Regions from separate parts of the Homo sapiens genome. Here region 1 is linked to region 2. A link is an interaction called in ENCODE POLR2A ChIA-PET data of the cell type or tissue named here. Cell type or tissue: endothelial cell of umbilical vein. All regions are shown on one strand. Links, peaks and the distances in the headings refer to the core of each region. The heading gives the core; the rest is flanking DNA.

Region 1 (9,921 bases), core at 438-5,437, 110 kb before region 2:
GCCATTCTCCAGGAGGTCCTTATGGGAAACCTAATGATCTCCTAGGGTCTGAGCTGTGCTATAAGAAATGCTATGAAATGTTAGTATTTTGGAATGGCAACTCTCCAGAACAGTAAATGACTGGATGACTCTGCAGAACCCTGATAAATTATCCATTGATAAGCTGGCACATAAACTGTGCTCATCAGATAGCTAAGCAAAGCCCATCGAAGCATTAACTGAAGTACTTTGCTAACCCAACCAGGGCTTCCTCCAATTTTGGGCTTCAACATACAGTCGTCCCTCAGTAAACTCGGGGGAAATGGGTTCCTGAACCCCCTCATATACCAAAATCTGTGCATTCTCAAATCCTGCAGTTGGCACTGCGAAACCCATGTATATGAAAAGTTAGCCCTGCATATACGTGGGTTTCACATTCACAAATATCCTCATTTGGTTGAAAAAAAAAAAGCCTGGTATAAGTAGACTCATGCAGTTCAAACCCATGTTGTTCAAGGGTCAACCATAATTAGTCATTAGGAAAATGTAAATTGAAACCACAATGAAATACCTACCTCACACCCACTAGGATAGCTGTAAACAAAAAACAAGCATTACTGGTGGGAATGTAAGATGTTGTAGCCACTTTGCAAAACAGTCTGGCAGTTCTTCAAGAGGTTAAATATAGATTTATTATATAACCCAGCAGTAATACTCCTAGGTATATACCCAAGAGAAAAGAAAACATATCCACACAAAAACTTATATACAAATGTTTATAGCAGCATTATTCATAACAGCCAAAAAGTAGAAACAATCCACTTTCCAAGGATGAACCTTGAAGTGATTGCCTAAATTATCCTTTTTACTTAGGCATTCACTTCCAAATCCAGCTGCGCATTGACATCACCTGGGAAGCTTATGCAGCTCCCTGGCAATCTTTGAGGATGGGATACCTGGATTAATGTTTGAATCCAGACTAGACGATCTCTAAGGTCCCTGATAGCCCCAAAACTTGTATAAAATCTCTAATAGTGGGTCACCAATGCCCACATCTTTGAAGAAGAGACATTATTGGTACTTGGAACAGGTCTCCCGATAGGTCCGTCTAGAAGCCTAAGTTGGTTCTTCTCTTAGGCATCATCCCAACCTCCGCAAGGTTGAATAAACATATTCTTAACAAGGATGAACTATGGCTGAAGGGATAGGTCACATCTGATTATGTCTGTGTAGTCTGCTATACTAAGAAATCACCCCATTTTGAAGAAAGTTACTCATTAGCACAGAACTTGTCGCTGCAGTTGAGAATAACCAGTTCCTCCTTCTATGACATTTTTTTTTTTTTAAATGAAATTTTTCAAAATAACTTTAATAACCACTTTTACACTGAGCAGAATATGTCTCTCATTCTCTCAAAAATGGTCAGGAGATAATTTTTTCATTTATGAGTTTCTATTGCAGCTTTCATTTTCTTTTTTTTTTTTTTTTTAATTTATTTTTTTATTGATAATTCTTGGGTGTTTCTCACAGAGGGGGATTTGGCAGGGTCATGGGACAATAGTGGAGGGAAGGTCAGCAGATAAACAAGTGAACAAAGGTCTCTGGTTTTCCTAGGCAGAGGACCCTGCGGCCTTCCGCAGTGTTTGTGTCCCTGATTACTTGAGATTAGGGATTGGTGATGACTCTTAACGAGCATGCTGCCTTCAAGCATCTGTTTAACAAAGCACATCTTGCACCGCCCTTAATCCATTTAACCCTGAGTGGACACAGCACATGTTTCAGAGAGCACAGGGTTGGGGGTAAGGTCACAGATCAACAGGATCCCAAGGCAGAGGAATTTTTCTTAGTGCAGAACAAAATGAAAAGTCTCCCATGTCTACTTCTTTCTACACAGACACGGCAACCATCCGATTTCTCAATCTTTTCCCCACCTTTCCCGCCTTTCTATTCCACAAAGCCGCCATTGTCATCCTGGCCCGTTCTCAATGAGCTGTTGGGCTCACCTCCCAGACGGGGTGGTGGCCGGGCAGAGGGGCTCCTCACTTCCCAGTAGGGGGGGCCGGGCAGAGGCGCCCCTCACCTCCCGGACGGGGCGGCTGGCCGGGCGGGGGGCTGACCCCCCAACCTCCCTCCCGGACGGGGCGGCTGGCCGGGCAGAGGGGCTCCTCACTTCCCAGTAGGGGCGGCTGGGCAGAGGCGCCCCTCACCTCCCAGACGGGGCGGCTGGCCGGGCAGGGGGGCTGACCCCCCCCACCTCCCTCCCGGACGGGGCGGCTGGCCGGGCGGGGGACTGACACCCCCACCTCCCTCCCGGACGGGGCGGCTGGCCGGGCAGAGGGGCTCCTCACTTCCCAGTAGGGGTGGCCGGGCAGAGGCGCCCCTCACCTCCCGGACGGGGCGGCTGGCCGGGCGGGGGGGCTGACCCCCACCCACCTCCCTCCCGGACGGGGCGGCTGGCCGGGCGGGGGGCTGACCCCCCCACCTCCCTCCCGGACGGGGCGGCTGGCCGGGCAGAGGGGCTCCTCACTTCCCAGTAGGGGCGGCCGGGCAGAGGCGCCCCTCACCTCCTGGACGGGGCGGCTGGCCGGGACGGGGTGGCTGCCGGGCGGAGACGCTCCTCACTTCCCAGATGGGGTGGCTGCCGGGCGGAGAGGCTCCTCACTTCTCAGACGGGGCAGCTGCCGGGCGGAGGGGCTCCTCACTTCTCAGACGGAGTGGTTGCCAGGCAGAGGGTCTCCTCACTTCTCAGACGGGGCGGCCGGGCAGAGATGCTCCTCACCTCCCAGACGGGGTCTCGGCCGGGCAGAGGCACTCCTCACATCCCAGATGGGGCGGCGGGGCAGAGGCGCTCCCCACATCTCAGACGATGGGCGGCCAGGCAGAGACGCTCCTCACTTCCTAGATGTGATGGCGGCTGGGAAGAGGCGCTCCTCACTTCCTAGATGGGATGGCGGCCGGGTGGAGACGCTCCTCACTTTCCAGACTGGGCAGCCAGGCAGAGGGGCTCCTCACATCCCAGACGATGGGCGGCCAGGCAGAGACACTCCTCACTTCCCAGACGGGGTGGCGGCCGGGCAGAGGCTGCAATCTCGGTACTTTGGGAGGCCAAGGCAGGCGGCTGCTCCTTGCCCTCGGGCCCCGCGGGGCCCGTCCGCTCCTCCAGCCGCTGCCTCCCGGGCGGCGCTCGCCGGCGCGGCGGCAAAGACTGAGACAGCTCCGCTGCCCGCTGAACTCCATCCTCCCGGCGGTCGGGCGGCGGCGGCTGCCTTCTATGACATTTATAGACACAGTTGGATAGAATGAAGTAATAGACTTCTAACAATCCCAGGCTTTCTGTTTATCAGCACCTGTTTAGTCATAAGCTGACTAAAGGCTCAGTGTTTATAACAGGACTTACTTCTTATTTTCTTTCTTCTCTTAATATTTAAGAACTAAGATGAATCATGTTCCGGCTTTTGTCCTCCTGCTGCTCTTGCCTAAGGACAACAGAAGAGACACGAAGGTAATATTACAATTATTTCCCTAGGCCTATTCCACTATTTCCTCCCACAAATCTGCCCATAGTCCCTCAAGGGACAAATCTTCATAATATATATTGTTAGGTGAAGTGATTAAGCAGTGTTTGTAAGATTGGGGGCAGGGTTGAGGAGGGATGGCCAATTGTACAAGGTTAAGTGAATCAGGGAAGAAAAGCATCCTTGGGGGCTTTGGTGAGGGGCTCCCATACCACCTTCTACTGCTTTGGCTGGGCCTTTTATGGTACATGCATTGAGATTACTGCAGGCAGAGTCCCAAACAATAAGGAAGAGTATAACTCTCTGTTTAGCCTAAAACCTACCTGTTTTAAGACTTTGGGCTCATTTTTCTTTTTCATTTCTAGGAATGTGACCATCCCTATCATTGGCTTGAACAACTCTGGCAAAACTGTTCTTGTGGAGGCATTCCAAAAATGTAAGGAACTAAGAGCATTAGATACTGGCGTGGGTCTCCCATGGACCCCAGAATCCAGTGAAATAATCCTTCCTTCCTAGCATTACTTCATGGCCCTCAATTTCCCTCTTTTTGTGCATAAACACCTCCTAACACACACGCACACACACACATACTCTATCTCTCTCTGTCTCTCTCTCTCTCTCTCCCCCTTCCCTCCCTCCCTTCCCCACATTACATAAACAGCCTGTTTATGTAATGTCTGTCACCTGCTCCCTTTACAAGATATCCTAATTGAAAGTCCTTTCATAGGGTCAGTAGGCGTGAGTTCAAACTACGTAAAGCATTGCAGTCAATTATGAAGGATAGCATGTTTGAAATGATGTCTAGTTTCAGGGCTCAATTAAAGTGGAATTTGGTCTAGATAAGAGAGACAAGTGTGGGATGATAAAGAAGTTTAATAACATGAAATTCTGTGACAGCTAATATAGAGAGTTGGAGCTTGAGAAATGTCGTCAGTTCCGATATGTCCAAGTTTAATACCAGGTCTCTAGTTCAGTATCTTGACATTTCAAGAAGCAGTTACACAGAATTTCAGAAAGCTACTACACTACTTATTAAGGACCAATCAAAGAAGCCAGCACTGTCTGTCACAGGATGCCCTCCATCCATGTTTATTGGATAAATGAAGTAGTATGATGACGTGGTTGAGTTTTAGCTAACCTGGCATCCCTGAACAAAAAAAGCTAACCTGACTCCTCTGCCACTGACCTACCTGAAGTGCTCATCAATTTCCCTGAACTACAGCAACAGCCTTCTAGCTGATCTTGTCATCTCCATTTGTCCCCCCCAGTATTCAATCCACATAGCTACCAGAAAGGACTTAATATAAAAGTCTGATCATGGCACTTCCCTGCTCAAAACTGTTCAATGCCATTATCTTCAAGATAAAACTTAAGTTTCTTAGCAGCACACAAAGCCCTCTATGAGTTGGTCCCTGAGTCCTCCTCCAACTTCATTTCCCATGCTCTCTGCACATGCCCTCTGATACAGCCACAACAAATGACTTGCCATCCCCCTTTTCTAGTTCTGTACATGCTGTCCCACTACCTAGCATTTTATCTCCATCATTATCTACCTGCTAAATCAAAAGCCTCAAGTCACAGCCCAGCTTGACCTCAGGAAAGCCTTCCCTATCAGTGCCCTCCTTCCTCAGCTCCCACTCTATTCCACGCATCGCTCTGGCATGCACTTATTACAACATCATCAGGCAATTGCAAGTCCATCCCCTAAATTGTGAGCCTCTTGAGGAGAAATAATGGATTTTTTCCTCTCTGTATCTTTAGCCTGTGGCCTTTTAGCATTTTCAGGTAGGTATTCAATAAATATTCATGGAATGGATGTTCTCCCCCATTCCGCCATTCACCTGAGACAACATGTTGCCATTTTCTTTGCTTTTTTTTTTTTTTTCTCTGAGACAGAGTCTTGTTCTGTTGCCCAGGCTGGAGTGCAGTGGTGCGATCTCAGCTCACTGCAACCTCCACCTCCCAGGTTCAAGCGATTCACATGCCTCAGCCTCCCGAGTAGCTGGGATTACATGTGTGCACCACCACGCCTGGCTGATTTTTTTGGATTTTAGTAGAGATGGGGTTTCACCATGTTGGCCAGGCTGGTCTGGAACTCCTGGGCTCAAGCAATCCTCCTGCCTCAGCCTCCCAAAGTGCTGGAATTACAGGTGTGAGCCACTGCGCCCGGCGACATGTTGCCATTTTCTATAACAACTTCCTCTGTCCCATTAGCAGCTCCAAGCCTCACATTTTAGCCAATGGGTTCAGCCTTTTATCCCCCCTTGTAGGAAACAAACTTAACTCCTTGCTTCTCCCAGTTCTCTGATAGGCAGAAATGTTTAAGAAGGTAAATAGCAGCAGGAAAAATCCAGGAGCCAGCAAAAATCACAAGATTATTGAAAAACGTGGGGATAATTTTCTAGAGCCCCAACTCAACCTCATCCCTGGATTCCCTTTAGTCTCGGTGGGCCCTAGGAATCTATATTTTAAGAACTCCTCAGGGGTTTCTGATGGCCAGCCAGCTTTTGGAAGCACTCACCTGGAATTACCAGTATGCTATTTTGCCTGTGAGAATGGTGTGTTTCCCATTTTAATTCCTAGAGGACACTGCCTAGAGTCTATTTATTTTGTTACTGCATAACTTGCCCTGTGCTCAGTGAATACCTGGGGGATTATTCATAAATCTATTGGTTGTGACTACATTCACAGATAATTTTTTTAATGGGCACTGATATCACATTCTGAAGAATGTCTCAGGCCACCTCTGTCTACGCAGGACCATCAGAATCAACCTAGTAGGTTGCTCTGTGCCCAAAATTGAATAATTCACCTCCCTTGTCCCTGCAAATGTTTTTGTTGTTGTTGTTAGTTAGTTTTTTGTTTTTTGAGACGGAGTTTCACTCTTGTTGCCCAAGCTGGAGTGCAATGGCACAATCTTGGCTCACTGCAACCTCAGCCTCCTGGATTCAACCGATTCTCCTGCCTCAGCCTCCAAGTAGCTGACATTACAGGCATGTGCTAACTTTTTGTATTTAGTAGAGACAGGGTCTCACCACGTTGGTCAGGCTGGTCTCAAACTCCTGACTTCAGGTGATCCACCCGCCTTGGCCTCCCAAAGTGGTGGGATTACAGGCTTAAGCCACTGCACCCAGCTGCTGCGAATGTTTTTTGCCAAGAACAGATAATTGCCTAGGAAGGAAATGCCCGTCTGTAAGTAAGAACTGTGAACACTTGAAGACACTAGCTATAAAACATTTTGGCACACAAGCCATTTTTTAGTGGTTTTTAGAATTTGTTAAATTTTTATGGGTACATTGTAGGTGTATATATTTATGAGATACGTGAGATACGTTGATACAGGTATACAATGTGTAATGATCAAATCAGGGTAAATGGGGTATCCATCACCTCAAGCATTCACCATTTATTTGTGTTACAAACATTCCAGTTGTACTCCCTCACTTACTCTAAATGTACAACAAATTATTGCTGACTATAGTCACTCTGTTGTGCTATCGAATACTAGATCTTATTCATTCGAACTATATTTTTGTACCCATTAACCATCCCATTCCCTCCCCTCACTATCCTTTCCACCCTGTAGTAATTATCCTTCTACTCTCTTCTTTTTTTTTTTTTTTTTTTTTTTTTTTTTGAGACGGAGTCTCGTTCTGTTGCTCAGGCTGGAGTGCAGTGGCACGATCTCGGCTCACTGCAACCTCCACCTCCTGGGTTCAAGCAATTCTCCTACCTCAGCCTCCCAAGTAGCTGGGATTACAGGCGTGTGCCACCACACCTGGCTTATTTTTGTATTTTTATTAGAGACGAGGTCTCACCATGTTGGCCAGGCTGGTCTCGAACTCCTGACATCAGGTGATCTGCCTGCCTCGGCCTCCCAAAGTGCTGGGATTATAGGCATGTACCACCACACCCGGCTGTGTCCTTCTACTCTTTATCTCCATGAGTTCAATTATTTTACTCTAGGGCTTCCACAAATGAGTGAGAACATACGAAATTTATCTTTCTGTGCCTGGCTTATTTCAGTTAACATAATGTACTTGTTCTGCCCGTGTTGCTGCAAATGACAAGATCTTATTCTTTTTTTATGGCTAAATAGTACTCCATTGTGTATATGTACCACATTTTCTTCATCCATTCATCTGTTGATGGACTCTTAGGTTGCTTCCAAATCTGGGCTATTGTGAACAGTGCTGCAATAAACATGGGACACCAGATATCTCTTCAACATACTGATTTCCCTTCTTTTGGATACATACACAGCAGGTGGATTGCTGCATCACATGGTAGTTCTATGTTTAGTTTTTTGAGGAACTTTCATAGTGGAACATAATTTATATTCTCAACAACAGTGTATGAGGGTACCCCTTTCTCCACAGCCTTGCCAGAATGATCAATATGCTGAGGAGAATAATGTATATCCTACATTCATTGGATGAAATGTTCTGTAAATATCTATTAGGTCCATTTGCTCTATAGTGCAGATTAGGTACAATGTTTCATTGTTGATCTGGATAATCTGTCCAAACTGAAAGTGGGGTGCTGAAATCTCCAATTATTGCTGTATTGGGGTCTATCTCTCTCTCTTTAGCTCTAATAATATTTGCTTTGTATATCTGGGTGCTCCAGTGTTGGGTGCATATATAATTGTTATATACACTTGCTGAATTGATCCCCTTATCATTATATAATGACATTCTTCGTCTCTTTTTATAGTTTTTGTCTTGAAATCTGTTTTGTCTGAAGTATAGCTACTCCCGCTCTTTTGGGTTTCCATTTGTATAGAATATAATTTTCTATCCCTTTCAGTCTATATGTGTCTTTATAGATGAAGTGTGTTTCTTGTAGGAAACAGATCATGTGTTTTTTTTTTTAAATCCACTCAGCCACCCTATGTCTTTTGATTGGAGAGTTTAGTCCATTTATATTCAATGTTATTATTAATAAGGACTTACTACTGTCACCTTGTTATTTGCTTTCTGGTTGTTTTTTGGTCTTTTCCTTCCTTCCTTCCTGTCTTCCTTTTTGTGAAAGTGATTTTCTCTGGTAGTATGTTTTGATTTATTGCTTTATATTTTTTGTCTATCTGTTGTAGGTTTTTTGATTTGAAGTTACCATGGGGCTTGCAAATAACATCTTATAACCCATTTTTTTTTAATATTCACCCACTGCCCCCTGGAAACCCCATTACTTTAAACTGATGACAACTGTGATTGCAAAAACAAGCAAAGAGAAAACTAATATTAATTGTACACTTTAACTTCATCCCCTCTGCTTTTTAACTTTTTGTTGTTTCTATTTATATCTTATTATACTGTCTTGAAAAGTTGCTGTGGTTGTTACTTTTGATAGGTTCATCTTTTAGTCTTTGTACTCAAGCTATGAGTAGTTTACATACCACAATTACAGTATTATAACAATATTCTGTATTTGTCTGTATGAGTTGCTGTTACCAGGGGGTTTTATACCTTCAGGTGATTTCTTATTGCTCATTAACATCCTTTTCTTTCAGATTGAAGTACTCCCTTTGGCATTTCTTGTAGGAGAGGTCTGGTGTTGACAAAAATCCCTCAGCTTTTGTTTGTCTGGGAAATACTTTATTTCTCTTTCATGTTTGAAGGATAATTTTGCTGGATACAATATTCTAGGATAAAAGTTTTTTTCCTTGATATACTTTAAGTATATCATGCCACTCTCTTATTTCAATCTTTGTTAAACTTATCTGATAAATTCTGAATTCCTTCTTTGTGTTATCTTGGACTTCACTGACCTTCCTCAAAACAACTATTTTGAATTCTCTGTCTGAAAGGTCACTTATCTCTGTCACTCTGTAATATGTTACTGGTGCATTATTTAGCTCTTTTAGTGAGGTCATTTTTCCTGGATGGTCTTGATGTTTATTGATGCTCATCAGTGTCTGGGCATTGAAGAGTTAGGTATTTATGCAGGCTGGGGTTGTTTTTACCCATCCTTCTTGAGAAGGACTCAAAGGGAATTGAGTGTTGTCATCAAATATTTGGTCACTGCAGCTGTATATGCATTAGGGGACACCCTAAGCCTAGTAATGCTGTGACTCTTGTAAAGCTGTAGAGGTACCATTTTGGTGGTCTTGGGTAAGATCTGAGAGAATTCCCTGGTTTACCAGGCAAAGTCTCTTGTTCTTTTCCCTTACTTTCTCCCAAACAAATGGAGTCTCTCTCTCTGTGCTGAGCTGCCTGGAGTTGGGGAAGGGGTGATACAAGCACTCTTGTGGCCACGACCACTGAGACTGTGCTGAGTCACACATGAAGCCAACACAGTACTGAGTCTCACCTAAGGCCTGTGGCAACTATTTCCTGGCTATCCCTGATATTTATTCAAGGCCCAAGGGCACTTTAGTCAGTAGGTGATGAATCCTGCCAGGACAGGGTATTTCCCTTCAGTGCAG
Region 2 (5,000 bases), core at 1-5,000:
ACCAGCCTGGGCGACATGGCAAAACCCCGTTTCTACTAAAAATACAAAAATTAGCTGGGCTTAGTGGTGGGTACCTGTAATCCCAGCTACCTGGGAGGCTGAAGCAGGAGAATTGCTTGAACCCAGGAGGCAGAGGTTGCAGTGAGCCAAGATTGCACTACTGCACTACAGCCTGGACGACAGAGTTAGACTCCATCTCAAAAAACAAACAAACAAACAACACAAAACAAAAAGAAAAAAAACAAAAAAAACCCCACATGACCAGCACCCCAGAAACCTTCCTCATGGCCCCTTCCAGTTACTACCCCCATCAAGGGTAATTACTATCCTGACTTCTAACAACATAAGTCAATTGTACCTGATTTTGAATTTTATATAAATGGAATTCTACAGTATATTAGCCAATTTATCTTTTCCTTTTACCTAATTGGCATGAGTGAACTGAAGTGGACACTATTTGCCCTGTGTTCTCATTTTGTATTTTGTCCTGTTAGCTGGCTTGGGCTGGTTATTAATTGTAATCAAAGATTAATATTATTTGACAGTTTTGAGCTGTTCAAATATAATATCATTAATATGAGATCATGGATCCTGCTGTGTGGTGAAGAATAAATGACAAAAAGGAAAAAAAGGTATGACTAAAGAAAGGCTCTGGCTGGGCGCGGTCGCTCACGCCTGTAATCCCAGCACTTTGGGAAGCCAAGCTGGGCCGATCACCTGAGGCCAGGAGTTCTAGACCAGCCTGGCCAACATGGTGAAACCCCATCTCTACCAAAAATACAAAAATTAGTTGGGTGCGTCAGCGGGCGTCTGTAGTCCCAGCTGTTTGGGAGGCTGAGGCAGGAGAATTGCTTGAACCCGGGAGGTGGAGGCTGCAGTGAGCCGAGATCGTGCAGCTGCACTCTAGCCTGGGCGACAGAGTAAGAATCCATCTCAAAAAAAGAAAATAATAATAAATTAAAAAAATTAAAAGGCTCCATAGGCCAGGCGCATTGGCTCACACCTGTAATCCCAGCACTTTGGGAGGCTGAGGCGGGCGGATCACGAGGTCAAGAGATTGAGACCATCCTGGACAACATGGTGAAACCCTGTCTCTACTAAAAATACACACACACAAAAAAATTAGCTGGGCATGGTGGCACACACCTGTAATCCCAGCTACTCAGGAGGCTGAGGCTGGAGAATTGCTTGAACCCAGGAGGTAGAGGTTGCAGTGAGCCAAGATCGCGCCACTGCACTCCAGCCTGGCGACAGAGCGAGACTCTGTCTCAAAAATAAAAATAAAAATAAATAAAATTTAAAAATAACAAAAAATAAAAGGCTCCATATGCTTTTGACTCATGTCTGAATCATAATGTCCTCATACCACAAGAATGGATCTGCTTGATTCATCAATGATTTTGTTATTAAAATAATTACCGTGGCTTGCAAAAATATGGATTTCTAATTGTGTGGGTTTTTGTTTTTGTTTTTGAGACAGCATCTGGCTCTATCACTCAGGCTGGAGTGAAATGGCATGGTCTCGGCTCACCGCAACCTCTGCTTCCCAGGTTCAAGTGATTCTCCTGCCTCAGCCTCCCAAGTAGTTGGAACTACAGACGTGTGCCACCACGCTTGGCTAATTTTTGTATTTTTAGTAGAGATGGGGTTTTGCCATGTTGGCCGGGCTGGTCTCGAACTCCTGACCTCAAGTGATCCACCCATCTTGGCCTCCCACAGTGCTGGGGTTATAGGCGTGAGCCACTGCACCCGGCCTAATTGTGTGGTTCATTAATGATCAAATGTGTGTGTGTTGCCCTCAGCTGATGCTATGACACTTTGATTATTTACCTAAATCTCCAAAATGCTCATTTGATTTATTGAATCTGAGGGGAAACTGAGGTAATAAAATACTTAGTAATTTTCTCCAAGCAATTTAGTGGCAAAACTAAAATTGGAATTCAGCTTAAGAATCCCAGTCCAAGGATATTGCTAGATGATTGCCTTTGATTGCAGGGGTTTGAGACATTTAACTAAGCCCATCTTTTTCCTGTTTTTCTTCCCCCTATACGGAAACTATGGTTTCAGAGCCTGGGTTATTGCAGTGGAAAGAACACAGACCTAACAAAGTGAATTGCAAGAGCCTTTTAAGAAAGTGAATCTGTCAACTGTCTTTATTCTTACTATCCATACAATTAAAGTCTTTAGAGACCTAGTTACTATAGACTGAAGACATGTGACCCTTCTATTGTTTAACTTGAGGTGGCCTGGACCAAGCATAATGAGGGGGTTAGCAATAATAGGATTCTTTTTTTTTTTTTTTTTTTTTGAGAAGGGGTTTCGCTCTTGTTGCACAAGCTAGAGTGCCATGGTGTGGCCTCGGCTCACTGCGGCCTCTGCCTCCCGGGTTCAAGCAATTCTCCTGCCTCAGCCTCCCGAGTAGCTGGGATTACAGGCATGCGCCACTACACCCAGCTAATGTTGTATTTTTAGTAGAGATGGGGTTTCTTCATGTTTGTCAGGCTGGTCTCGAACTCCCAACCTCAGGTGATCCGCCCGCCTCAGCCTCCCAAAGTGCTGGGATGACAGGCGTGAGCCACTGCGCCCGGCCAATAGGATTCTTTTGATGTCGCTATTCTACTCCACAGGAGAAGATTGATGGCTTCCTATAATGTCAAGACCCATCCAAGCTTAGTCCCATCTCCAATAAACTAAACATTCCCTCTTTGGAGTCCTAGAAAATAAATCCTGTCTGTACCTACTCAGTTTTCAATGAAAGATTTGATTAAATGGTGTATCCACATGCAGTTTTCTCTTGAGAAACAGAGGAAAGAAAGAAGCAACAGCGGCATAAAAATATACACAGCTGCAGTTTAAGAGGTTAGCTAAACTAAAAAAGTAATACGCCGTTCTACTAAATGGAGAGAAAAAAGATTACTGAAGTTATAGGAACTTGATTTAAAACATGGAGTTTGGCCCCGGGCTACAGATTGCACTATAGTATAGATAAGAGTTTGTACCTGAATAATGGGTGGTTAAGCCCTAGTCAAAAAAGAAGTGTTTCCAGAAGCCATTCAGCCAGCATCTGGAAGTCTTGGCTCCTAACTGACTATAAGAAACTCATCCTGGGCTGGGCACATAACAAGGTCAGGAGTTTGAGACGAGCCTGGCCAACATAGTGAAATGTGGTGAAGTGTCTCTACTAAAAATACAAAAAATTAGCTGGGCATGGTGGCAAGCGCCTGTAGTCCCAGCTACTCAGGAGGCTGAGGCGGGAGAATCACTTGAACCTGGGAGGCGGAGGTTGTGGTGAGCCGAGATCGTGCCACTGCACTCCAGCCTGGGCGACAGAGTGAGACTCCATCTCAAAATAAATAAATAAAATAAAAATAAAAATACAAAAATTAGCCGGGCATGGTGGTGCGCGCCTGTAGTCACAGCTACTTGGGAGGCTGAGGTAGAAGAATCACTTGAATCCAGGAGACAGAGGTTGCAGTGAACTGAGATCATGCCACTGCACTCCAGCCTGGGTGACAGAGCCAGATTCCATCTCAAAAAAAACAAAAAACAAAAAACAAAACAACTCATCCTGTCTTTTGTGTTTATCACATCAGAAGTTTACACTTAGGATTTAGGAATTGCCTCTTGAGAACTTTTGTGTTGCTAATTAGAAATGGCCCTTACTGGGCAACCGTGGTGGCTCACGCCTGTAATCCCAACACTTTGGGAGGCTGAGGCAGGAGGATCACTTGAGCCCAGGAGTTTGAGACAGGCCTAGGCAACATAGTGAGACCCAGTCTCTACAAAAAAACTTAAAAGAGATTAGCCAGGCATGGTGGCACAAGCCTGTAGGCCCAGCTAACTCGGGAGGCTGAGGCGGGAGGATCACTTGAGCCTGGGAGGTCGAGGCTGCAGTGAGCCCTGATGGTGCTGCTGTACTCCCGCCTGGGTGACAGCGAGACCCTCAGAAGTGTTAAGAGGCCAGGCGTGGTGGCTGACGCCTGTAATCCTAACACTTTGGGAGACCGAGGCAGGTGGATCACCTGAAGTCAGGAGTTCGAGAAGAGCCTGGCCAACATGGTGAAAACCAGTCTCTACTAAAAATACAAAAATTAGCTGGATGTGGGGTACATGCCTGTAAACACAGCTACTCGGGAGGCTGAGGCAGGAGAATCGCTTGAGCTAGGGAAGCATAATTTGCAGTGAGCCGAGCCACTGCACTCCAGTGTGGGTGACAGAGTGGGATTCTGCCTCAAAAAAAAAAAGTGTTATGGAAGCCTCTGGGGTCTACATTTTTTCCCCGTAATGTCCCCCTGCTACCATCACCAGGATGCAAAGGGAGAAGGATAAGGCAAGTGGCATGTATTTAGGTTAATGAGAGGAAAGGGGTGGGCTTCTCACCACCACCAGGTACCCTAAACCTCAGCTCAGCTCTGCCCCACATGGGTCTGGCCCCTTTCAGCCCAAGGTTTTACTCTGCCTACTGGTCAACCTCTCTCCTAATTTCTCTATGAAAAATCCTTGATTTAATCTAAGATGGGAAGAGAGAGGAAGAATGACTAACACTTTGTATTTCCATATAGGCTCAGGAATAGGGTAGGAACTAGGGTGAGGTGGAATTTTAAATAAGGACAGTCTCTGACAAGGCAGGTTTAGGGAGAAGTGAGTGAAGCAGGGTCGTGCAAGTGTAGCGTCGGAGCCTACCTTTATTTAAAAGTTTCATATCTTGTTCATCATGGATATTATTTACCTAATCAGTGAGTGTTTTTGGTGCCCTCTTAAATTTTCCACCCAAGGTAAGTAGCCTTGCTGACTTTACCTTACTCCAGGCTTGTTCAGGACCTTTCAAATAATTTGCTCAGAGACACCCAACTAGAAAGCGGCAGGATCACTTTGGAAAGTTAAGGCAGGCCACATAGCCAGGGGCTGTCTCTAAAAAAAAAAAAAAAAAAATTAGCCGGGCATGATGGTGCATACCCTGTAGTCCCAGCAACTTAGGAGGCTGAGGCAAGGTGGGAGAA

The links. ChIA-PET counts read pairs that join two places held together with the same protein. Peaks named below come from ENCODE experiments on the same cell type or tissue, not always from the same donor. Only the 100,000 strongest peaks of a DNase experiment are listed, where the experiment ranks them.
Region 1: POLR2A ChIA-PET joins it to region 2 with 5 read pairs; 2 of 35 experiments call an interaction of 5 or more read pairs at or near these places.

Annotation. Positions count from the first base shown.
Region 1 is chrX:100,970,268-100,980,188 of GRCh38, forward strand. ARL13A (ARF like GTPase 13A) reads left to right here. Exons shown (of 8, transcript NM_001162491.2): 2 at 3,409-3,481; 3 at 3,860-3,930. The coding sequence starts at 3,423. It also overlaps a transcript of TRMT2B not described here. Among named protein-coding and RNA genes, the nearest start is that of ARL13A, 5.5 kb to the left of the region's middle. In endothelial cell of umbilical vein, for the core only: no CTCF peak of the experiment used is centred there; a DNase peak (open chromatin) is centred at 3,444; H3K27ac peaks cover 1,001 bases.
Region 2 is chrX:101,084,666-101,089,665 of GRCh38, forward strand. All of the region lies in intron 1 of TMEM35A (transmembrane protein 35A), which reads left to right. Among named protein-coding and RNA genes, the nearest start is that of TMEM35A, 8.3 kb to the left of the region's middle. In endothelial cell of umbilical vein, for the core only: no CTCF peak of the experiment used is centred there; no DNase peak of the experiment used is centred there.